3 separate regions of the Homo sapiens genome follow, and all the other regions are linked to region 2. A link is a loop called in an ENCODE intact Hi-C map of the cell type or tissue named here. Cell type or tissue: IMR-90. All regions are shown on one strand.

Evidence for each region. A loop is a pair of places that touch in the nucleus more often than their neighbours do. Peaks named below come from ENCODE experiments on the same cell type or tissue, not always from the same donor. Only the 100,000 strongest peaks of a DNase experiment are listed, where the experiment ranks them.
Region 1: a loop joins it to region 2, with 10 times the contacts of the local background. A loop is called at or near these places in 7 of 110 quality-filtered maps.
Region 3: a loop joins it to region 2, with 15 times the contacts of the local background. A loop is called at or near these places in 102 of 110 quality-filtered maps.

The regions. Positions count from the first base shown.
Region 1 is chr1:40,335,870-40,343,869 of GRCh38, reverse strand. No RefSeq gene overlaps it. Among named protein-coding and RNA genes, the nearest start is that of COL9A2, 23 kb to the right of the region's middle. In IMR-90, a CTCF peak has its summit at 4,979 (motif pointing right); a DNase peak (open chromatin) is centred at 4,959; H3K27me3 peaks cover 505 bases.
Region 2 is chr1:39,813,500-39,821,499 of GRCh38, reverse strand. It overlaps LINC02811 (long intergenic non-protein coding RNA 2811), which reads left to right and starts at 4,040. Exons shown (of 4, transcript NR_186710.1): 1 at 4,040-4,251. RefSeq lists enhancers at 3,744-3,913, 3,762-4,757. In IMR-90, a CTCF peak has its summit at 4,527 (motif pointing left); a DNase peak (open chromatin) is centred at 4,649; H3K27me3 peaks cover 783 bases.
Region 3 is chr1:39,968,883-39,976,882 of GRCh38, reverse strand. It overlaps MFSD2A (MFSD2 lysolipid transporter A, lysophospholipid), which reads right to left. Exons shown (of 14, transcript NM_032793.5): 14 at 6,927-7,378. The coding sequence ends at 7,315. Among named protein-coding and RNA genes, the nearest start is that of MFSD2A, 18 kb to the right of the region's middle. In IMR-90, a CTCF peak has its summit at 3,196 (motif pointing right); no DNase peak of the experiment used is centred here.

The DNA of each region.
Region 1 (8,000 bases), 520 kb before region 2:
TTTAAAGTGGAAGGTAGGGACAGAAGAGAGAGGCAAAGGAGATTTTACTGTGGAAGAGTGGTCAAGGAGATGTCACATTGCTAACTTTGAAGATGGAGGAAGGGAGCCACAAGCCAAGGAATGCAGAAAGCCTCTAGAAAAGAGAAAAGGAAAGGAAATAGACTCTTCCCTAGAGCCTCAGGAAAGGGGTGCAGCCCTGCTCACGTCTTGATTTTAGCCCCGTGTCATTCGGACTTCTTACCTACTGAGCTAGAAGTAACAAATTTGTATTGTGTTTTTTTTGTTTGTTTGTTTGGTTGGGGTTTTTTTGTTTTGTTTTTTGTTTTTTTTTGAGACGGAGTCTCGCTCTATTACCAGGCTGGAGTGCAGTGGCGTGATCTCGGCTCACTGCAACCTCCGCCTCCCGGGTTCAAGCGATTCTCCTGCTTCAGCCTCCCAAGTAGCTGGGATTACAGGCACCCACCACCATGCCCAGCTAATTTTTGTATATTTAGTAGAGACGAGGTTTCAACATGTTGGCCAGGATGGTCTCGATCTCTTGACCTTGTGATCCACCTGCCTTGGCCTCCCAAAGTGCCGGGATTACAGGTGTGAGCCACCATTCCTGGCCAGAAATTTGTATTGTTTTAAGCCACTACATTTGTGGTAATTTCTTACAGGAGTAACAGAAAACGAATACAGATTATGTTACTGCTGTAACAAATACCTAAACATGTAGAAGTGGTTTTGGAACTGAACTTTGGGAGGAGGCAGGAAAAACACTGAGGAGCATGATGGGAAAAGCCTGTATGGCCTTGATCAGACTGCTGGGAGAAATGTGAATGCTAACAGCTTGGACAGTGAGGACTCTGGAATCAGTAATGAGCAGAGTCAAGAAAATATCAACCAATTTAGAGAACATGAACGGACTTGGAAGAAATATGGCTGTTAAAGGTGCTATGGGTGACGGCTGAGAAAGAAATGGGGAATATGTTAGGGGAAACTGGAGGAAAGAGGATCCTTGGTACATAGTGACAAAAAGCTTATCCAGTTCCTTGAAGTTATATGAAACACAGAATTTATAAACAATGAACTTGAGGCCGGGCAAGGTGGCTCATGCCTGTAATCCCAGCACTTTGGGAGGCTGAGGCGGGTGGATCACCTGAGGTCAGGAGCTCAAGACTAGCCTGGCCAACATGGAGAAACCCCATCTCTACTAAAAATACAAAATTAGCTAGGCGTGGTGGCAGGAACCTGTAGTTCCAGCTACTAGAGAGGCTAAGGCAGGAGAGTTGCTTGAACCCCAGAGGTGGAGGTTGCAGTGAGCCGAGATCGTGCCACTGCACTCCAACCTGGGTGACAGAGTGGGGCCCTGTCTCAAAAAGAAAACAACAACAACAAAAAAACAATGAAATTGGGTAGTTAGCTAAGGAGATTTCCAGGCAGTGTTGAAGGGTGTGGTCTGGTTTCTTCTTGCTGCTTACAGTAAAATGTGAGAGGAAACAGATAATTTGAGAGAAATGTTTAACAAAAAATGAAACAGAACTTGATGATTGGGGGAATTCTCAGCCTATTCAGATGCAAAAGACGTTAAAATGATGAAATTCACTGTCAGGAAAGTGTGCTTTAGAGAAAAAGCCAAGAACGTGGCTGGACAACCTTTTGCTAATACCTCAGAAAGATCAAAAGGTCAGAGTATCAGGCCTGTAATCCCAGCACTTTAGGAGGTTGAGAAGGGAGGATCGCTGGAGCCCAGGAGCTCAAGGTCAGCTTGAGGAAACATAGGGAGACCTCATTTCTACAGATAACAACAACAACAACAACAACAACAACAAAAATTAGCTGGGTAGGTGGTGCTTGCCTGTAGTCTCAGCTATTTGGGAGACTGAGGTGGGAGGATTGTTTGAGCCTGGAGAGTCAAGGCTGCAGTGAACTGTGGTTGCACCACTGAATTCCAGCCTGGGCAATAGAGCAAGACACTGTCAAAAAAAAAAAAAAGTTCAGAGTATTCTGTCACATAAGAGGTTTTTTGAAGAGATTAAGTGTGAGACTCATATATCCCCTCAGCTACCTCAACAGAAGACAGAAATAGAAACGGGCTTATCAAGCGAAGATCTGCAAAGGAGCATTTTGTCTAATGGAGTGACATACATGAGAGATCCACGGGGTTCTTGAGAATTTTATACCAGCAGAAACACTTGAGCTTGGACTGTACAGGATAGAGAGGGTATGAAATGAAAGAAGGCTATAAGATCCCCCAAATTCTACAGGCAGGAAACAAGTTGATAAAACCACCCAGCTGCAGCCATGTGCTGAACCTTTCATGAAAAAGGAAGAATGACTAAGAGGACAGAGCTGTGATCCCAGAGGGCAGAGCTTTGAGCTGCAAAGTATTATTTCCAGGCTTTGAAACCTAATGGAGTTTGTCTAACTTAATTTTGAAATTGCTTGGGACTAGTGACTCCTCTATTTCTTCCTTTCTCTCTTTTTACATGGGAATGTCTATTAGTGTTATCCTATGCTAGACCCAGTATCGTATTTTGGAAGCAGAAGCTTATTTTCTAGTTTCACACGTCCACAGGTGGAGAGAAACTTTGCCCCAGGATAGATTATGCTGAGTCTCATCCAAAACCTAATTTAGATAATATCCATGATAAATCTGAAACTCTTGAGCTAATGAGATTTAAATGAGACTTTGAACTTTGAGTTGATACTTTAATGGGCTGAGATTTTTAGGGACCTTGGAATAAGGTGAATGCATTTTGTTCGTGAGACAGGTATGAATACTGGGGCCAGAGAATGGTCTGTGGTAGGCAGAATAATGATCTACCAAAGATGCCTCCAGAACCTGTGAATCTGTTACATTACATGGCAAAAAGGGACTTTGAAGAATTGATTAAATTAAGGATTATGAGACAGGGAGATTATCCTACATTACCTAATAGGCCCAATATAATCACAAGGTCCTTAAAAGTGGAAAGGGGGCCGGGCGTGGTGGCTCATGCCTGTAGTCCCAGCACTTTGGGAGGCTGACGCAGGCAGATCACTTGAGGTCAGGAGTTCAAGACCAGCTTGGCCAACACGGTGAAACCCCGTCTCTACTAAAAATACAAAATTATCCAGACGTGGTGGCAAGCACCTGTAATCCCAGCTACTCAGGAGGCTGAGGCAGGGGAATCACTTGAACCTGGGAGGCGGAGGTTGCAGTGAGGCGAGATCACACCATTGTACTTCAGCCTGGGCAACAAGAGTGAAACTCCATCAAAAAAAAAAAAAAAAGTGGAAGGGGAAGACAGAAGAGAGAAGCACAGGGAGATTTTACTATAGTATGGTCAGTAAGATGTAACTTTGTTGGTTTTGAAGATGGAGGAAGGGGAAACCAAGAAATGTGGGAAGCCTCTAGAAGGTGGGAAAGGCTGGGCAATGAGTTATCTCCTTGAGCCTCCAGAAAGGAACACAGAGGAAAAACAATGGAGCAAAACTGGAAGCAAGGAGTTAAAATAAGAGGCAGTTGCAATACCCCCAAGCAAAAGAGGATGGTATGCTGAATAAGGTAGGTGCAGTGGGGATGGAGAGAGGTGGATGGATTAAACACCTATGAGGTATAGTCACTGGGACAAGGCGATAATATTTCTCGGGGAGGAGAGAGGGAAGTCTCTTCTCCAGGATGACATCCATAGTTTTGGCTTATGCAATAGGGCAGAGGGTGGGACCACTGGCTGTGTAGGCCACACAGGAAGAGGAACAGGTTTGTGGGCAAGAAGATAATTTCATTTGGGACATGTCAGTTTGGTGGTGCCTGTGGAACATCTGAGAAGCAGTTGGATAAGCAGGTCTGAGACTCAGGAAAACATATAGGCAGCAGTTAAAGTCAACCCGATGGATAAGATGGCCCAGGAAGAGTATAAAGAATAAGAAGATAGGACAGGACCTTGTAGAGTGCTAAGTAAGGGTGTGCAGAGAAAAGAAATCTGCAAGGGGCCTGAGAAAGAACAGCTGGAGAGGTAGGAGGAAAGCCAGGAGAGTGTAGTTCATGTAAGCGGACACTAAAGCTTATCAGTGTTGGACCAGCACTGGGAAGGAATCAGATGGAACAAGTGGGAGGTCAGATGAAACCAGGGTCAGGATTGGCAATTCTGAGGAGTTTGGAGTTGCTCTGTTCTAGCTGGAGAGAGAAGCACCTGTGGGAAGCTGATGGTTGGTATTTTCTGCCAGGCATAAGAGGGCAGCCAGAGGCCAGGTGAGCAAACCTGTTTAGCACTCTGGCTCAGCCCAGAATGGGCAGCTGTTTCCAGGAAGGGGTTCTAGGTCGTCTCACTGTGCTGTAATTAAGAGACTCAGCCCCTGCCCCAACTTGCTCCACGGGACTGACCAGCTGTGTTTGCTCTTCTCTAGCAGGGAAGGGGGATCATCTGTCACCTACTCTGTTTTCTGAACATTCATCCCACTCCCTGCCTTTCTTACAAAGTTCCTTCTGCCAATTAACCGGGTGTGGTGGCGGGCGCCTGTATTCCCAGCTACTTGGGAGGCTGAGGCAGAAGAATCGCTTGAAACCGGAAGGCAGAGGTTGCAGTGAGCAGACATTGCGACACTGCACTCCAGCCTGGGCGAAAGAGCGAAACTACATCTCAAACAAACAAAACGAAGTTCCCTTCTGCCGAAAACAAATATCCAAAGCGTTCTGGGCACTGTGCTAAGTACTTCATGGTCATCAAGAGACACTATTCTCCCCATCTCACAAATGAGGAAACTGAGGCTTAAAGAGATGAAATGACTTGCCCAAGGTCACAGTCAGTATGTGGTAGAACCAGGATCCAAGTCTAGCTGAATCCAAATTCTAAGTTCTAACTCCCCAGAAACCACGACTGCTCCCTCGCTGGGTTCCCACAGTGCTTTATCTGCCTCTATGCCCGTTTCATCTCGCTAGCAGCTCCTGGAGAAAGGGGCTTTTAATTCGTCTTGTCAAGCTGTCATCATGGTGTGCTGCCGCAGAGGACCACTAGGTGCCGCCAGAGCACCAGCCAGCCTGATTTACTGCTCACCTGGAGTCGGTCTAAAGGAGCAACTGGTGGGGAAGGGAGCTGGGCCTTTTCTTCCTGCCCTGCAGCCCACCTCTCCTTCCTATCGGAGGTGGGAAGAAACGACTGGAAGATTGGAAGGTTAGAAATTAGAGATTTGGCCGGGCGTCGTGGCTCACGCCGGTAATCCCAACACTTTGGGAGGCAGAGGCAGGTGGATCACATGAGGCCTGGAGTTCGAGATCAGCCTGGCCAACAGGGTGAAACCCCGTCTCTACTAAAAATACAAAAATTAGCCGGGCGTGGTGGTGCACATCTATAATCCCAGCTGCTCAGGAGGCTGAGGCAGGAGCTGAGGTTTGAACCCACGAGGCAGAGGTTGCACTGAGTCGAGATGGCGCCACTGCACCCCAGCCTGGGCAACAGTCAGAGCTGGTCTCAAAAAATAAATAAATAAATAAATAAATTTAGAGATCTGAGGAGTGTAAACTGGAGCAGCCCAGGGCTCAAGTCAAACAGAAGATCCTAAGAGTTCTCTAAGAAAGCTAGAACCAGCAAAATAAAATATTGCGGCAAACATCTCCAGGCTGGGTCTCAGCCCCACTCCTCTGTCCTCCCTTTTTGTGCAGATCCTAAAATGCACAACCCTATGCTGTGGCTGTAGTGGAAAGTGGGGAAAATGTATGTTACTGAGACCTATCCAGAGCTAGAAACTGTGGGAAAACAGGTGTGTGTCCTTGGGGAAATCACTTCACACCTCTAAGCTTCAGTCTTCTTGTAAATAAAATGAGGATAGGCCCAGCACAGTGGCTCACGCCTGTAATCCCAGCACTTTGGGAGGCCAAGGTGGGAGGATCGCTTGAGCCCAGGAGTTCAAGACCAGCCTGGACAACATAGTGAGACCTCTTCTCTATTAAAAATAAATAAATAAATAAAATGAGGATAATCAAGGGACCTACCTCGTTGAGCGGTTGTGAGGAGTTAAAGACAAAATGCATGTACCACACTGATACAATATCTGTCATATAGCAAGTGCTTAATAAATATTGTTATAAACACAATAATTATGATAATATAAATATTTAAATGATAAGCATTATTGTTGTATTTGTCAGGATTCTCCAGAGAAACAGAACCAATAGGATATATATAGATAACGTAAGAGGAAATTTATTACGGGCGTTGGCTCATGCGATTACAAAGGCCAAGAAGTCCAATGATAAACTGTCTGCAAGCTGAGAACCAGGAAAGCCGGTAGCGTAATTTAGTCCCCAGTGGAAGGCCTGAGAGTGGGGTTGGGGAGGGAAACCGGTTCAAGAACCAGGAGCTCCGATGTCCAAGGGGAGGAGAAAATAGATGTCCCAGCTCAAGGACAGAGAGAATTCACCCTTCCTCTGCCTTTTTATTCAAGCCCTCAATGGACTGGATGCTGCCCACTCACATAGATGAAGGTGGATCTTCTTTGCTCTCAGTCTACTGATTCAAACGTTAACTCTTCCAGAAACACCCTCAAAGGCACACCCAGAAATAATGTTCTACCAGCTAATATCCCTTAGTCCAGTCAAGATGACACGTAAAATCAGTACACAAAATTAACAGTCACTGCTGGGCGTGGTGGCTCACGCCTGTAATCCCAAAACTTTGGGAGGCTGAGGCGGGAGGATCACCTGAGTTCAGGAGTTCGAGACCAGCCTGGCCAACATGGTGAAACCCTGTCTCTATGAAAAATACAAAAAAATTAGCCAGGCATGGTGGCGGGTGCCTGTAATTCCAGCTACTCTGGAGGCTGTGGCAGGAGAATTGCTTGAACCCAGGAGGCAGAGGTTGCAGTGAGCCGAGATCACACCACTGCACTCCAGCCTGGGCAACAGAGTGAGACTCCATCTCAAAAAACATTATAAGCAAATCAAAGAAAATTGAGGACTACCAGATTATAATTTCTGACCCATTATCTTTCACCCAACTTGGTCTTGAACAACTAGTAGCTATTTCTCAAATCCAATCCACCTTCAAGGTTTAACAAACAAATAAAAATATGTTCACACACCTTCAAAATAATCTGATAGAAGTTCTGAAGATAGGCTGGGTGAGGTTCACACTTGTAATCCCAGCACTTTGGGAGGCCGAGGCAGGCAGATCACGAGGTCAGAGGATCCAGATCATCCTGGCTAACAGGATGAAACTCCATCACTACTAAAAATACAAAAAATTAGCTGGGCTTGGTGGCACACAGCTGTAGTCCCAGATACTCGGGAGGCTGAGGCAGGAGAATCGCTTGAACCCGGGAGGCAGAGGTTGCAGTGAGCCGAGATCGTGCCATTGCACTCCAGCCTGGGCAACAAAAGCAAGACACCGTCTCAAAAAAAAAAAATTAATGATCACCATTAATAATAAGTGGTAGTTCTCGGCCGGGCGCAGTGGCTCACGCTTCTAATCCCAACACTTTGGGAGGCCGAGGCGGGTGGATCACCTGAGATCAGGAGTTCAAGACCAGCCTGGCCAACATGGTGAAACCCCATCTCTACTAAAAATACAAAAATTATCCAGGCGTAGTGGTGCAGGCCTGTAGTCCCAGCTACTTGGGAAGCTAAGGCAGAGAATCGCTTGAACCCAGGAGACCGAGGTTGCAGTGAGCTGAGATCGTGCCATTGCCCTCCAGCCTGGGCAACAGAGTGAGATTTGGTTCCAAATAATGAAAATAATAATAATAATAATAATAATAATAATAATAATAATAAATGGTAGTTCTTAGCTGCTGCCTTCATGATGACATCATTTAATTATCTTCTCACACTACAGGCCTGACACATAACGTCCTCAACAAATATTTGTAGGATAAAAAAATAAAAATAGTTTTCACTCATGTTCTCTGTGTTAATCCAGCTTGTTGATCCTGGAGAGACTTTCTGGATGTGGTGTCTTTAAGGATCAACAGGAGTTTGCTGAGGATAATTGCACCTTCTATATTAAACAGAACAGTGCCTAGATAACAGAGAAAGTGTT
Region 2 (8,000 bases):
TTTCTTCCCCCTCCCCTCCCCTCCCCTTCCCTTCTTTTTCTTTCCTTTTCTTTTTTTGAGACAGAGTCTCGTTCTGTCAACCAGGCTGGAGTGTGATGGCACCATCTTGGCTCACTGCAATCTCCACCTCCCAGGTTCAAGGATTCTCCTGCCTCAGCATCCAAGTAGCTGGGATTACAGGTGCACGCCACTATGCCCAGCTATTTTTTGTATTTTTAGTAGAGACAGGGTTTCTCTATGTTGACCAGGCTGGTCTTGAACTCCTGACCTCAGGTGAGGTCCTTGAACTCCTGACCTCACCCGCCTCAGCATCCCAAAGTGCTGGGATTACAGGCATGAGCCACTGCGCCTGGCCTGGACGCTCACTTTTCATAACAGCTCAGGAGTCTTGTAAACTTCATGAAGAGTGGGATCTTGACACTGTCAATGCTGTGGGAAACAAAGTCTCTAGCACCTGAGTTTGGGAGAAACCAGACATGGAGACGATCCGTTTCACATGACCACATGCCAAGCCAGACTGAGCCTCTGCGGAGGCAGCAAGCACTGAGTTGGATTCATCTCTGTATCCTGAGCACATGGCTGGTACTTGGTGATTACTGTATTGAGAGAATGAATGAAAATCACAGTCTAGTGAGGAAAACAGACACATAAACAATTTTAAGACACCCTGAGTGCTGTGACAAGGGACTATAGCAATCACAGAGTGAACAGAAGAGGAAAAGGGCCCAGCGACACTGGGGATCTCCTGCAGTGACACCAGGACTAGCACACTGGTTTCTTTGCTGCCCAGAGCACCATTGGAGTAGATGCCCCTGGGGATGCCTGCCCAGCCTATAGGCTCTCCCTCGGCACCACGGGACTGGTCCCTGGCGGCCCCTCAGCCATGGGCTGTGGGTGCATGACCCAAATTGGGCAATGGGTTCCCTGTCCCACAATCTTGCTGTTGGGATTCAGAGAAGCCAGTGTGCTTCCTCTGGTTACTTGACCTGAGACCTGAGAGCCAGCCATGTTTGGCCATGAGAGAACTGGGGGAAGTCGTGCTGCTCAGAGGTATAAGAGTGAAGCAGATGTGCAGAAAGAGGGTGGATAGGAGACAGTGAGGCCCAGAGACAGAGAGGAGCTTCCGGGCTTCTCATTCTTCAGATCCTGGTTCTCAGGCCTCTTGAGGTCTGGCTGCCCCTACCCTCGGGTTCCATGTGCCATCTCTGAAGACGTGATTAAAAGCTCTCAGCTGGAGCTTGCCTGAGTGAATTTCTGTTCTGTGCCACTGATTCTTGGTTAGCATTGTTCCCACTGATGGTCACCATCACGCTCAAGATCACAGCAGACATTTCCATAGCCCTCACCACGTGCAAGACTGTTCTGAGAGCTTTACATGTAACGACCCATTAAATCCTCGTAATAGTCCCATGAGGTAGGACAACTATCATCCCCATTTTTACATTTTCTTCTTCTTTTGTCCTCGCTTTTCAATAAAGAGATGGAGCTAAAGAGAAGATAAGTAGTAACTTGTTCGTGGACATACAGCTAATAAGTGTATGAGCTCATATTCAGCATTGCAGTTTTATCACATTTTATTGAGCAAAAGTTTGTACATATTTTTTAATTGGAAGAATGCAGTTCTAAATGCCAAGCACCAAGAGGGCCCTGAGTGAGTCCCTTCTCCTGTCTAGGCTCAGGATCCTTGCCAGAAGCATGAGGCCAGGTGGGCTGGGAACCAGCCTGCTCAGCCCGCCCAACACATCCTGCCTCTCACTTTCCCGGGACTGGCAGCGGAAGCGCGGGAAGGAGCTGCTGGGCCGGGTACAGGGCTTGGCGGCAAAGTGGGTTGTGCAGCGGGAGGCCAGAGCCGCGCCCTGGCACCTGGCAGGCAGCCCAGCCCCACCGTTGAGAAAATACCTACAACAAAGGCATCCTCCCACCAACAAAGGCGTCCTCCCACCAACAAAGGCATCCTCCCACCAACAAAGGCGTCTTCCCACCAACAAAGGCGTCCTCCCACCAACAAAGGCGTCCTCCCACCAACAAAGGCGTCCTCCCACCACACTGGCCACCTCTCCTTGTCCCTGCAACTCCTTGGCTGAGGAATCTGACTTCTGGGCCAGGACAGGTTGGGTCCTTACATGGCCTCAGGAGGCTACAGAGAGGCCTTGGGGCCCAGCCTGGAACACCTTCCTGGCTCTCCTGGGTGGACGTCCCAGAGAGTGGTCCTGGTTCACCCCACATTGCATAGACTCCAGGCCAACTGCCACCCGGGCACGGTGCTGCGCTTCCTGAGCCTCCGAACACTGCCATCCTCCTCCATGATGTCCGAGGCAGGTGGCTTCACAGATCTAGGTCCTGGAATCCCCCCAGCCAGGAGCTCCCCCTCAGAGCAGTGGCTTGTCTTATGTGCACTCTGGACACAGGTGTGTCTGTGGTGAACAAGAAATGGCCCTGCAAAGGAATTTGGACATAATCCACAATGGGCGTTTGGGAGAGTCAGTCTGGACTGGGGCCTGGGAGAATGAAAAGTCAGGAGCCCCTGAGACTCCAAGAGTGTTGGCATGGGTCTTGGCGGACATATCTTAAGCAAAGCACTAGAAGCTCCTCTGAGAGGTCCAGCCTCCTGAGGTGGTAGCCCATGGCCAATTCCATCCCTCCTTCTCCTGAGCAACACCTGAGGGCCATGGGTTTGGGGAAAAGACCAGCTTGCTGCAACTCTTTCATTCAAATAGCAACTGGCCCTGGAGCTCCAGGCCAACATCAAGCCTTGCTCCACCCCTGCGCTTTAGGGACTGTTGCCATCAGGGCACTGCCAACCTATGTGGTGCTCATGATGACTCAGAAATAAGAACCTGTTTCCTCTAGGCTGATACAGCCCTGCTCCAGCCCCCAGCAGTGCCAAGTGGAGCAGGGTGTGGACTGGCCTTCAACCCCGCTCACCTCTCCTCTATATGGTCTTGTGCAGACCCATCCTGCACTGTCTTATGCAGGTGCAATGCCTGTTAGGATAATCCCAAACATGACCCTGGGCCCCTGATCCCCAGGCCAAACCCCACCCCCTGACCTGGATATTCCCTGGGCTGACAAAAGGAGTTCGGCCAGGGAAGGCTCCTCTTCACTGGCCCAAACCAGCTTCAGACAGCGGGGCAAGGATGTAGGAGCCTTCTTCCCAGCAGAACCCCCGGCCCTGGAGTGGCCCCAGATGAGGCAGCTCCCATCTGTGTGGGTAGCCCTGAGGCTATCCTGAGGGCAGGATGCTGTGCAGGGGAGGAACGGACCTCCATTATGTGATTCTGGGTGGAAGGTAAACAAACCCTGGTTAGGCAGAGGTGGCACAAGCCCACAGCCTTGGGCTCAGCCTTCTGTCTCCCGAGCTCACTGCTCAGTGCCCAGTCCCAGGAAGCCCACAGGCTCTAGGCCTAGCCTGCCTCAATTTCCATTTGTTCCGCCCCCTCATGCACCTCAGGGCCCAGGGTGGCACCAGTGCCCACCACAGAACCAGGCTCAGAGCACATGTGGCACAAATGCTCATGGGATGAATGACGGACTAAAAGAATCATCCAGGCTGGGTGGGCATGGTGGCTCACGCCTGTAATCCCAGCACTTTGGGAGGCCAAGGCAGGAGGACTTGAGTCCAGGAGTTCAAGACCAGCCTGGGCAACATAGCAAGACCCTATCTCTACAAAAAAATTAAAAATCAGCCAGGTGTGGTGGTGCATGCTTGTAGTCCAGATACTTGGGAAGCTGAGCCCAAGAGGTCAAGTCTGCAGGGAGCCATGATTGCACCACCGCACTCCAGCTTGGGCGACAGAGCAAGACCCTGTCTATAAAAAAGAATCATCCAAAGGAAGAGGGCGCTCCTGAGGCAGGTGTGGGCATGGGCACCGTAGCCCGTAGCCGCAGCTCCTCCACTCCTGGCTTGGGCCTCTAAGCCTCACTTCCTCTCCCGTAGAACACTCATGAGACACACCTGCCTCGTGTGGGCCTGGGCAGCTTGCTGTTACTAATAAAACAGCAGCAACACAGGACAGCTTCACTTCCTGAAACTCCCTCTGTCACGTGCTTTGCATGAATCCTCACACCGTCTCACCAGGGGCGCTCTCCCAGTTTCACCAGTGACTTGGTGACAACCAGCATCGCTCACGAAGCGTCAGCCGTATCCTTTCTGTGTGCAGTGGGGTGTGGGTTGTGTGGAGCCGCGGTGTCTGTGGAATTCACAGGCTGGGGCCGGAATCCATGGCCCCCGTCGCCGCTGCCACCCCCCAGGTGCTGGGGTGACCTGATCCAGGGTTGGGGTCTAAGCTGCTGGGGGGTTGGAGTCTTGGGCTCTGGCCCACGTCCGCCTCTGATTGGTTCTACCACCTGAGCTGGTCACTGTCCCTCCATGGGCCTCAGCTTACCCTATGGTAAAGTGAGAACTAGGGGGTCAGACTCCTTGATCACCAAGATCTCTGACCACAGCCAAGGCTAAGGGAAGCGCAGGAAAACGTGGGTCCCGTTCAAATTCCCGGCCTCTCTCTGCCCCCTGGTGGACACAAACAGCCTAGCATCTCGGGGGAGATGACGGTGGGAACCAAGTGGTTCCCAGGGACTTGAGGACTGGCTTGTGACCTCTGCTAAGACTCTCACCGCTGAGTCACAGTCCCCATCTGTTAGATGGGGGTGACAATAGAACCAACACTATTAGGATGTTTTGAGGATTAAGTGCTGTGACAAATGGGAAACACTTGCTACTGAGCCACGCACATACAAAGTGTCCAATAAATGTTAGTCATCACTCTCACCCCGCCTTCTCCCTAACCTCTATATCCCATCAGTCACCAAGTGCTGCTGCTTCTTGCCCCTCTCGCACCCCCTGCATCCCTAGATGACGTCACATCATCTCCCTCCTGGATTCCTCCAAGGTTCACCACCTTCTCCCCAACCCCTCCAGCCATCCTGTGCCCCCACTCAGGGACCTCAGCTGTCCACTCCACAAGCCCAGACCTGAAAATGCCCCACTGTAGTCAGTTGTCCAAGTGCTTCAGCCCTGTCCTCAGGGACCCTGCCCCACCCCCATTCAGCCTTGGTCACCCTGAGCCTTTCTGTTCCCTGTATTCTGACCACACTCAGCTCCCAGCACCCTCTACTCAGGCCCAGTGCCTGCCTCCCAGGCAAGTCCAATTAAGGGATGCCTGATTAGTCTTTGCTTCCTTCCTCCTCCCCTAGCTCTGCAGGAGCCCAGAACCTCCCTAGGCCTCAGTTTCCTTATCTGCCAAATTGGACTGCAGGAGGATGAAAAGAGAGAATATGCTGAAGTACCTAGCCTAGAGTAGCCACTCCACAGAGGCAGGTGCCTGCAGCTGGGATGGAGGGTTCAGCTCTGTCACAGCATATTAGGAAATCATAACCTGCCATTTAGAAGGTGAGGGGTGAGATATAAAGAGAGCTCCAAGGCCCCACTGCAGACCCAACCCTGGCAGTAGTGTGCTCTGAGCAGTGAGTACAGACGCGACCTCCAGGCACAGCACAGAGCTGAGTTAGCCTCCTCCATGTGATCTCTCTCTCTCCATCCGCTGCAGGACCAGGTGTTCTCCACCTGGCTCAGTGGCTCCAGGGAGCAGGACAGGGACTAAAGTGCTGACAGCCCTGACTGTGATTTAGGAGGAGGGAGGCACACGAAATGAGGCAGACCCCTTCTGAACCTCTGTCAGGGCTGGGGTCAGAGATACAGACTGGAGTCCTAAGGGCCTGTACCCAAAGTCTGGGAGCCAAAGAGGGGGAGCCCTCAGTGGTCCTCCAGTTTATTTGGGGAAACTGAGGTGGGAATTGGGAAAATAAGTTCCTTAGGGTTACACAGAGCCTTCATTAACTCAACACATTTTTTCTTCTACTTAATATTTTGGCCAAGTAATATATTCGCGTCATTCAAGAAATCAACTATTTCTTCAAAGAATTGATATCCCTTAAGAAGTCTCAGCTGGGCACTGTGGCTGACACCTGTAATCCTAATAATTTCGGAGGCCAAGGCGGGAGGATTACTTGAGTCCATGAGTTCAAGACCAGCCTGGGCAATATAGTGAGACCTTGTCTCTAAAAAATGAGCAAAAAATTAGCCAGGTGTGGTGGCATGTGCCTGTAGTCCCAACTACTCAGGAGGCTGAGGTGGAAGGATCGCTGGACCCTGGGAGGTCAAGACTGTAGAGAGCCACAATCGTGTCACCACACTCCAGCCTGGGCAACAGTGAGCCCTTGTCTCAAAATAAACAAAGTCTCCCTGCTACTTCTACTTCTATCTTTATTCCATTGTCCACCTCATCCATCCACTATAAGTCAATTTTATTAGTTTCCTAGGTGTCTATTTCATATAAATAAAGCAAGTATCAAATGTTATTCCACCCTTTTACTCAAAGGAGAGTATACTCTGTTCTGCATCTTGCCTTTTTCATTTAACAATGTATTTTGTAGCTTATGTCAGTCCATAAAGAGCTTTCTTGTTTTGTGTGTGTGTGGAGTTTGTTCGTTTGTCAGCTGCCTAGTATTCCATGGTGAGGATGTTCTGTAGTTAATTTCACCAGTCCCTTCCTTAGTAATAGACATTTGAATTGTTTCCAGACTGACGCTATCACAAACCATCCTGTGATGAATAACCTTATGCACACAGGGCTGATGACTGGGCAGAATATCAGAGCATGCTGCACTAGTTTTTGAGTTTTTTGTTTGTTTTTTTGAAGACGGGTCTCACTCTAAATAAGAGTCTGATCTGCTGACCTAGGAGTTGTGCCATCTCATTGGCTGTGGTAGCTAAAGGAAAGGAGAGACTTTTTTTTTTTTTTTTTGAGACAGTCTCACTCTGTCGCCAGGCTGGAGTGCAGTGGCGTGATCTCGGCTCACTGCAACTTTCGCCTCCCAGGTTCAAGGGATTCTTCTGCCTCAGCCTCCTGAGTAGCGGGGACTACAGGCACGCACCACCATGCTCAGCTAATTTTTTTATTTTTAGTAGAGACGGGGTTTCACCACGTTGGCCTGGATGGTCTCGATCTCTTGACCTCGTGATCCGCCTGCCTCGGCCTCTCAAAGTGCTGGGATTACAGGCGTGAGTCACGGCGCCCAGCCAAAAGGATAGACTTCTAATCATTGTCTCTAGAGCATGGTATCCTGTTGATAAGGAGCATAACTCATAGTATTATAGGGAACCAGGAGTCCATGTATACACTCGCTGGGACTGTCCTCTTCACCCAGGGACCAAGCAAGGGAAACATGATCCAAGAGGCAGTGTCATTGTCAATAATTATAGAAGATTATAGGTGAGCCAGAAAGCAACCCTCTTCCCTAATAAAAAGATATTCCGGTAGGGTGTAGTGGCTCACGCCTGTAATCCCAGCACTGTGGGAAGCTAAGGCGGGCAGATCACTTGAGGTCAGGAGTTCGAGACCAGCCTGGCCAACATGGTGAATCCCTGTCTCTACTATAAATACAAAAAAATTAGCCGGGTGTGGTGGCGCATGCCTGTAATCCCAGCTACTCGGAAGGCTGAGGCAGGAGGCAGGGATGCCTCCAAGTCCCTTGAACCTGGGAGGCAGAGGTTGCAGTGAACCAAGATTTAGCCATTGCACCCAGCCTGGGCAAGAGAGCAAGACTCCATCTCAAAAAAAAAAAAAAGAATTGGTGGGGGCCGGGCGCAGTGGCTCACACCTGTAATCCCAGCACTTTGGGAGGCCGAGGCAGGTGGACCACTTGGGGTCAGGAGTTTGAGACCAGCCTGACCAACAAGGTGAAACCCCGTCTCTACTAAAAATACAAAAATTAGCTGGGCATAATGGCCTGTAGTCCCAGCTACTCGGGAGGCTGAGACAGGAGAATTGCTTGAACCCGGGAGGTGGAGGTTGCGGTGAGCCGAGATCCTGACACTGCACTCCAGCCTGTCCAGCCTGGGCGACAGAGCGAGACTCCATCTAAAAATATATATATATATATATATATATACACACACACACACACACACACACACACACACACATATATATACACACACA
Region 3 (8,000 bases), 160 kb before region 2:
AGAGTGTACGACCCGATCCCAGCCAATGGGAAAAGGGTACAGGGGCAGGACTTGCGTCAGGAATAAAGGCTCTTGTGCTCCATTGTTCAGGTGTGCTCTCATGGCGACTGGCCAAGGAGAAGCACCCCTCTGCGCAGAAGTAAAATTGCTTTGCTAAGAATCCTGTGTTTGAGTGTTCAATTTCCTTAGGATTTTGAACATTATTCCCAACAATTCGTTTTAAATTTAAAATTAAATAGGCAATGTGGTGTGGTTATTACATTGAACAATGCAATTTAGCTTAATGCAGTTTGTATATATGAAGGGGATTGATTTTTGTGTAATAATTTTATACCCTTTTTCCTTACTGAGACTTCTCATCGTTTATAGTAGTTTTTCAGTTGATTCACTTGGGTTCTCTTGGAATACAAACATGTCATTGACAAATAAAGATAATTTTACCAGGCCGGGTGCAGTGGCTTACTCTTGTAATCCCATTTGGGGAGGCTAAAGGCAGGTGGATCCCTTGAGTCCAGGAGTTCAAGGCCAACCTGGGCAACATGGTGAAACCCTATTTTTAAAAAATGTATAAAAACAAAAATAAATAAAATAAAATTAAACATTTTACATATATCTTTCCAATTTTTATTTCTTTTTCTTGTCTAATTACATTATCTAATGCAATTTATATTGCTTGTTTATATTGGCCAATGAAATGTATAGTGGCTGGGCGTGGTGGCTCATACTTGTAATCCCAGCACTTTGGGAGGCCAAGGTGAGCAGATCACCTGAGGTCAGGAGTTCAAGACCAGCCTGACCAACATGGAGAAACCCCGTCTCTATTAAAACTACAAAATTAGCCAGGCATGGTGGCGCATGCCTATAATCCCAGCTACTTGGGAGGCTGAGGCAGGAGACTCGTTTGAACCCAGGAGGTGTAGGTTGCAGTGAGCAGAGATCGCTCGCCACTGCCCTCCAGCCTGGGCAACAAGAGCGAAACTCCATCTCAAAAAAAAAAAAAAGAAATGTTGTATAGTAGTAGTGGTGATAGTTTGTAGGCTTGTCCCTGACAGTGGAATTCCTAAGTGTGATTTCTTCCCTATTTATATGAAAATGTTGCAAACAAGTGGCAAATGAATTTTTTTGGCCTCCAAACTTGCTCATGTTTGCTGTGTTTAGAAGTCCTACTCATTGTTTCCCAAGATAGAAATCTAGGCATTGCCGGGCTCCATGGCTCACACCTGTAATCCCAACATTTTGGGAGGCTGAGGAGGAAGGATCGCTTGAGCCCAGGAGTTCGAGACCAGGCTTCGCCACATAGCAAGACCTTATCTCTACAAAAAATCAAAAAATGAGACAGGAGGATCGCTGAAGCTTGGGAGGTGGAGGCTGCAGTGAGCCATGATCGTGCCACTGCACTCCTGCCTGGGCGACAGTGAGATGTTCTCTTAAAAACGAACAAACAAAAAAGAAATATAGGCCAGGTGCAGTGGTTCATGCCTGTAATCCCAGCACTTTGGGAGGCCAAGGCGGGTGGATTACAAGGTCAAGAGATCAAGACCATCTTGGCCAAGATGGTGAAACCTCGTCTCTACTAAAAATACAAAAATTAGCTGAGCGTAGTGGCACTCGCTTGTAATCCCAGCTACTTGGGAGGCTGAGGCAGGAGAATCACTTGAACCCAGGAGGCGGAGGTTGCAGTGGGCCAAGATTGTGCCACTGCACTCCAGCCTGGCGACAGAGTGAGACTCCAGCTCAGAAAAGAAAAGAAAAGAAGAAAAGAAAAAGAAATATAGACATCACTTTCATACTCTCTCCCCCTCTCCCTCTCCATCTCAATTATATCCAGTCCTACCAGCTGCCAAATCAGTCCTTTTCTATCTCCACTGCCTCCACTCGTCTTGTACTCATCAATACCACTCATCCTTGGAACATTACATGAGAAGCCTCTTCATTCGTCTTCCAGCTTCCCTTCTCACCTTCTTCAATTCTTTCTCCTCAGAGCAGCTGATAGGTCTTTCCAAACTCTTCATCTATCATATGGCTTCCCTGCTTAAAATTCTTCAATGGCCTCCCTCTGCTCTTAGGATAAGGACCAAAATGCTTAACACAACCCACGAAGCCATGTTGTGGACCATCTGCCTCTGCCTTCATCCTCAGCCTCATCTTGCATCCCATTCCCTCAATCTTTGTGCTCCAGGCACACTGGCCTTTCTGTTCCTTGACTCCACCATGATCTCCCTGGCCTCTGGGCTTTAGCACATGCTGTTCCTTCTCCCTGAGATACTCTCTTTTTTTCTTTGAAACAGAATTTCACTCTTGTTGCCCAGGCTGGGGTGCAATGGCACGATCTCGGCTCGCCGCAACCTCCGCCTCCCAGGTTCAAGCAATTCTCCTGCCCAAGTAGCTGGGATTACAAGCATGCACCACCACGCCTGGCTAATTTTGTATTTTTTGTAGGATGGAGTTTCACCATGTTGGTCAGGCTGGTCTCGAACTCCTGACCTCAGGTAATCCACCTGCCTCGGCCTCCCAAAGTGCTGGGATTACAGGCTTGAGCAATTGTGCCTGGCCTCATTCACTACACTCTGGCCACACTGGTCTCCTTTCTGTCCTTCCGATATTCCAAGCTCTTTGGGGCCTTGGGGTCTGCGTTGTCTCCTCTACTTGCAATGCTTTCCCTCTAAGCTCTCTTCACATTTAGCTAATTCTCATCCTTCATGAGGATCACTTTCTTTTTCTTTCTTTTTTTAAATTTTTTTAATTTTTTATCTTTAGTAGAGATGAGGTCTCACTCTATTGCCTAGGCTGGTCTCGAACTCCTGAGCTCAAGTGATCCTTCCACCTCAGCCTCCCAAAGTGCTAGGATTACAGGCATGAGCCACTGTGTCCAGCCAAATGTTACTTTCTCAGGACATTCTTTCCTGAGCACTTGACTTAAAGTAGTTCCGTACCAGTTTCCTCCATCACATCACCTCGCTTCTTTCATGATGCTTATTACGATCTGAAATTATTTATTTGTCATTGATCTCCACTGAGAATGTAAGCTCTATTTTGTTCACCACTTTGTCCTCAGAGCCTAGTTGGTGTGTGGCATATAGTAGACTCATTGTAAATATCTGTTCGGATCAATGGAATCGATATTCCAAAACAATGTCAGATCTGGAATTTCCTCTTTGAAACGTGGAGGTGCTGCTCCTTTCTTCCAGCAGGTGGCGCCAAAGCTGCACCTGGTCCTTACCAGAGGTGTGGATGGGCTGTGAGGTTGGCAAGACAGGGCAGCAGGGCCGAGTGAAGAGGGAGAGACAGGGTTTGTTGTAGTAATGCTGGATCCAAGCATAGAGGAAGTCAATATGGCTCTTCTCCCAAGAATAAGTAGGTATGATCTGTCCAGAAGGGACCTAGAGTAGCCAATGACCCAACAGACATTGCTTCCCCTCTTCACCCGTCCCACCCCGAAAGAAGTCCCCAAGAATTCAACAGGGGATCTTGGAAGAGGAGAGCAATTTTCTGTGAGTGTGAAACTGGAGAGAAGCAAGGGTGTTCAAGTGTAAATCCCCTGGCCGGGCGCGGTGGCTCACGCCTGTAATCCCAGCACTTTGGGAGGCCGAGGCGGGCGGATCACGAGGTCAGGAGATCGAGACCATCCTGGCTAACACGGTGAAACCCCGTCTCTACTAAAAATACAATAAATTAGCCGGGCGCGTGGCGGGCGCCTGTAGTCCCAGCTACTCCGGAGGCGGAGGCAGGAGAATGGCGTGAACCCGGGAGGCGGAGCTTGCAGTGAGCCGAGATGGCGCCACTGCACTCCAGCCTGGGCCACAGAGCGAGACTCCGTCTCAAAAAAAAAAAAAAAAAGAAAAAGAAAGAAAAAATGAAAAGTCTAAATCCCCATAGGAAGTTTGGGGAAATTGTGACCTGGAGAGAGGTGTCACAGTGGGTCAGTGGGAGTTGGGTCTGATGCCCAGCCAAAGCCTGCTCTGGTCACAGCTCCCATTCACTCAGCTCCACGTGCCTGCCGCACCCCACCATGCCTGGCCCTCGGCTCAGTGTGGGAGACCACGATGAAAGAGACGATCCCTCTGAGATGTCCCAAAGGCAGAGGGGTAGGGACTGCTTCAGAGGGGCTTGCTGGAGTCAAGACACATTGGATGGGTGTCTGCCAGGTAGAGCTGCAGCAGGAGCTGCAAGACCAGGGTCACGCAGGTGGCCTGCAAAAAGAGCTGCATCTAGATCTGGGCCTGGGGAGGTCAGTAGGGTACTCAGACAGGAACTCACAGAAGGATTTCTAGGAAACTTTTTGTTTTGTTTGAGACAGGGTGTCCCTCTGTTCCCCAGGCTGGAGTGCAGTGGCACAATCATAGGTCACTGCAGCCTCAGATTCCTGGGCTCAAGAGACCCTCCTGCTTCAGCTGCCTGGGTAGCTGGAACTACAAGGTGCAAGCCACCACACCTGGCTAATTGTTTTTTGTTTTATAGAATCGGGGTCTTATTATGTTGCCCAGGCTGGTCTTGAACTCCTGGCCTCGTAATCCTCACACCTCAGCCTCCCCAGTAGCTGGGATTACAGGCAGAGCCACTACACCCAGTTTACAGAAATGTTTCTAAACAGGAGAGCTACTGAGTTATCTTGGATAGTTTGCAGAAAGAAGGTGAGGAGATCAAATTAAAGTCAAGGAGACAAGACAGGATGCTTGTCTATTCACCCAGGTAAGAGAGCATAATGCCTGAGAAGTAATTGTGGGGCTAAGAAAGAAACAAGCTTGAGTGGTTTGGAAAACTTTAATTTTTTTTTTTTTTTTTTTTCAGGCAGAGTCTTGCTCTGTTGCCCAGGCTGGAGTGCAATGGCATGGTCTCAGCTCTTTGCAACCTCCGCCTCCCAGGTTCAAGCCATTCTCCTGCCCTCAGCCTCCCAAGTAGCTGGGATTACAGGCATGTGCTACCACGCCTGGCTAGTTTTGTTTTTGTTTGTTGGTTTTTGGTTTGTTTCTGTTTTGAGACTGGTTCTCTCTGTCCCCCAGGCTGGAGTGCAATGGCGCGATCTCAGCTCACTGCAACTGCTGCCTCCTGGGTTCAAGCGATTCTCCTGCCTCCGCCTCCTGAGTAGCTGAGATTACAGGCATGCACCACCACACCTGGCTAATTTTTGTATTTTTAGTAGAGACGGGGTTTCACCATGTTGGCCAGGCTGGTCTCGAACTCCTGACCTCAGGTGATCTGCCCGCCTCGGCCTCCCAAAGTGCTGGGATTACAGGCGTGAGCCACTGCGCCCAGCTGAAAACTTTAATTTTTTTTTTTTTTTAAAGACAGGACTTGGTGGTTACTGGTTAGAGTGGAGGGAGAGAGGAGGTATAAGTGGGCTTCTATAAACATTATCTCAGAGTCTCTGAGCAGGCCAGCTCCAGAGGCCATAACAGACTCTAGGCTCCTGCCTTGCCCAGACAGCCTGACATGAGATGGCTGATACAAAGACAGTGTGTGACTTGCCTTGGTGTTGACAAAACCATTGGTTCACCTAACAGCCTTAAGTAGTGGTTAAGAGCCCAGGCACTATAGCCAACCTCGATTCAAGTATCAGCTCTTCCAGTGACTGTCCAATGACCTTGAGCAGGTTACTTAACTTTTCCCTGCGTCAGTTTCCTTATCTCTTAACGTGAGGATGACAATAATACCTTCCTCATAGGGAAGTTCTGACAACTATCTGAAGACTAACTGAATTCATACTTATTACACACATGTAACCATGCCTGTTAGTAACGCTTAATGTAATTTATCAAAGTAACCTGGCAGAACTTCATCAGTAAAAATGGTGGACCTCCCTCCCACCCAAAACGGAGCCCCACACTCAAGGTAAGAACCAAGCCAGAATAGCCTAAGAGCCTCTCTTGTCTGGGCCTCATTTATCTATTTATAAAATCAGGAGATTTGACTAGTAGCTCCTGATCCTGCCAGCTTTGCCTTCTTGTGATTTTGGGGGCTTGGCCTAAGTGTGAGACCCAGTGGTGTGTTAGGCAAGCTCCTACCAGCTTGTAAAAGCCAACTACTAAATGTTTAGGAAATGTTCAAATGAACAACCATGGATAACTTGAAATTGGCTATGGTGGGAGTTATTCATACCATGGAAGTTAGCCAAGTGCTCCCAACTAGGCCTTCCCCACCACCCTGTTCCCTACCGGAGGTGTTTGGTTTTTTTTTGTCACCAGTGCGTCTGTGGTAAAATCCTCCCTCATCTGATACACACATCCAGCAGGTACATTCTCACCTTTCAATACCATCAGTAACAGTTGTGGAGAAAGAACCACCAGTCTCCAGGGACCCCACAGGCCTCCAGCCCCACCAGCCCTGCAGGCTCAGGCATGCACCAGGCAGGAAGCACAGTGTACAGGCACACCCAGAGCAAGCATCTGTCTGCCGGTCCCCTGGTCATTCTCAGACACAAGGAAGTAGACAGTGGCGATTACGGTATTGGAGTCTTACAGAGTTGGGATAAAATTCCAGTTAGGTCACTAAAGGCTGCGTGACTTTAGCTAAATCCCTCTCTACACTAGGGTGTTCTTATCTTTCAAATAAGAACAGTCTTGACTTAGCAAGAGGCCAGGTGTAGTGGTTCACACCTGTAATCCCACTACTTTGGGAGGCTAATGCAGGAGGATTGCTTGAGTCCAGTGAGAAGGATTGGCCTGGGCAACATAGTGAAACCTCCATCTCTACAAAAAAATTTAAAAATCAGCCAGGCGTGGTGGTGCATGCCTGTAGTCCCAGCTACTCGAGAGGGTGAAGCAGAAGGAAGGATTGCCTGAGCCGAGATTGCGCCACTGCACTCCAGCCACAACTCCAGACATGTTCGCCCCCACCCAGTAGCACCTGGGGCTCAGTGTGTTCTCTAACGGAGTCTTAAGGCAGAAGGGCTCAGTGAGTGGCTGAGGACACAGACAGAAACAGGCAGCTGCTTTCCAGCTTTTATGAAAATTAATAACATTAATAGCTCACAGACATATACATACACACACATTGCTATGTACACAGTCATTAAGTTATTAATTAGGCTCTGTAAAAAAAAAGGTTTCTACATTAGTGTTCCGGGCTAGGCCCGATCAGTCCTTGGCATATTCACAGTGGCAGCCCCAGGGCTTGGCCCCACAGGCAGGCAGAGGGGAGGCAGGAGGCCACAGAGCAGCCGGCCCCACAGTGAGCACAGCAAGTGTCCTGGGCCACCTCCTTGAGTCTTCAGTTCCCTTCCTAGCACCTGCAGTCCAGCTGCTCAGCAAGCCGGCAGACAGGTCCTGATCCCTTCTGTGGCCTTCTGCATGGTGGCTTCGGGCAACGTGGCGGGCCCTAGAGGATGCTAGCCAGCTCTGTGGAGTCTGTTTCTGAGCAGCCAGAGCTGCTGGCCTCGTCCCTGCAAGAGAGAGAGGAGATGGGTTGGAGGAAGCATCCATCCTTACCCCTCCTCAGCCCCACCTGCCTCCTTCCTCACGTGATCTTGGCCCTGCTGTCGGACTAAAGTGAACCGCGGGACACAGAGTTTGCTCACTCCCACTTTCAACTGTTGGTTGGTCTGTTTACTGTCCTTGCTGCACACAGGGTACTGCAAACCCTAGATCTACACTCTCGCCTGGGCTGGCTGACGGGCTGGCATGACTCACTCCAGCCTGCCCACTGGTTTCCCCAGATGCAGGGTCAGGCCACACTCGAGGTCCTATATGCCAGGAGGCTGATGAAGAGTGCAGTCTCTGGAGCCGGAATGCTGAGGCTCAAACCCCAGCTCCGCCCCTTTCAGCTGGGCCAGGTACTCTTCCTGCTGAAACCTCAACTTCTTCACCTGCAGAGGGGGAACCCTAAGAACCTGATACTTAGGGTTGTTGGAGGGGTATGGGAGGTGATGGATACACACGTCCTATAACAGGCTCCTTAAGGACAGAGATTTTTGTCTTGTTCACTAGAGCAGTCAATGCCTAGCACATAGTAGGCAGCCAGTATGTATTTGTTGAATAAAGGTAAGACCACTTAACACAGTGCCT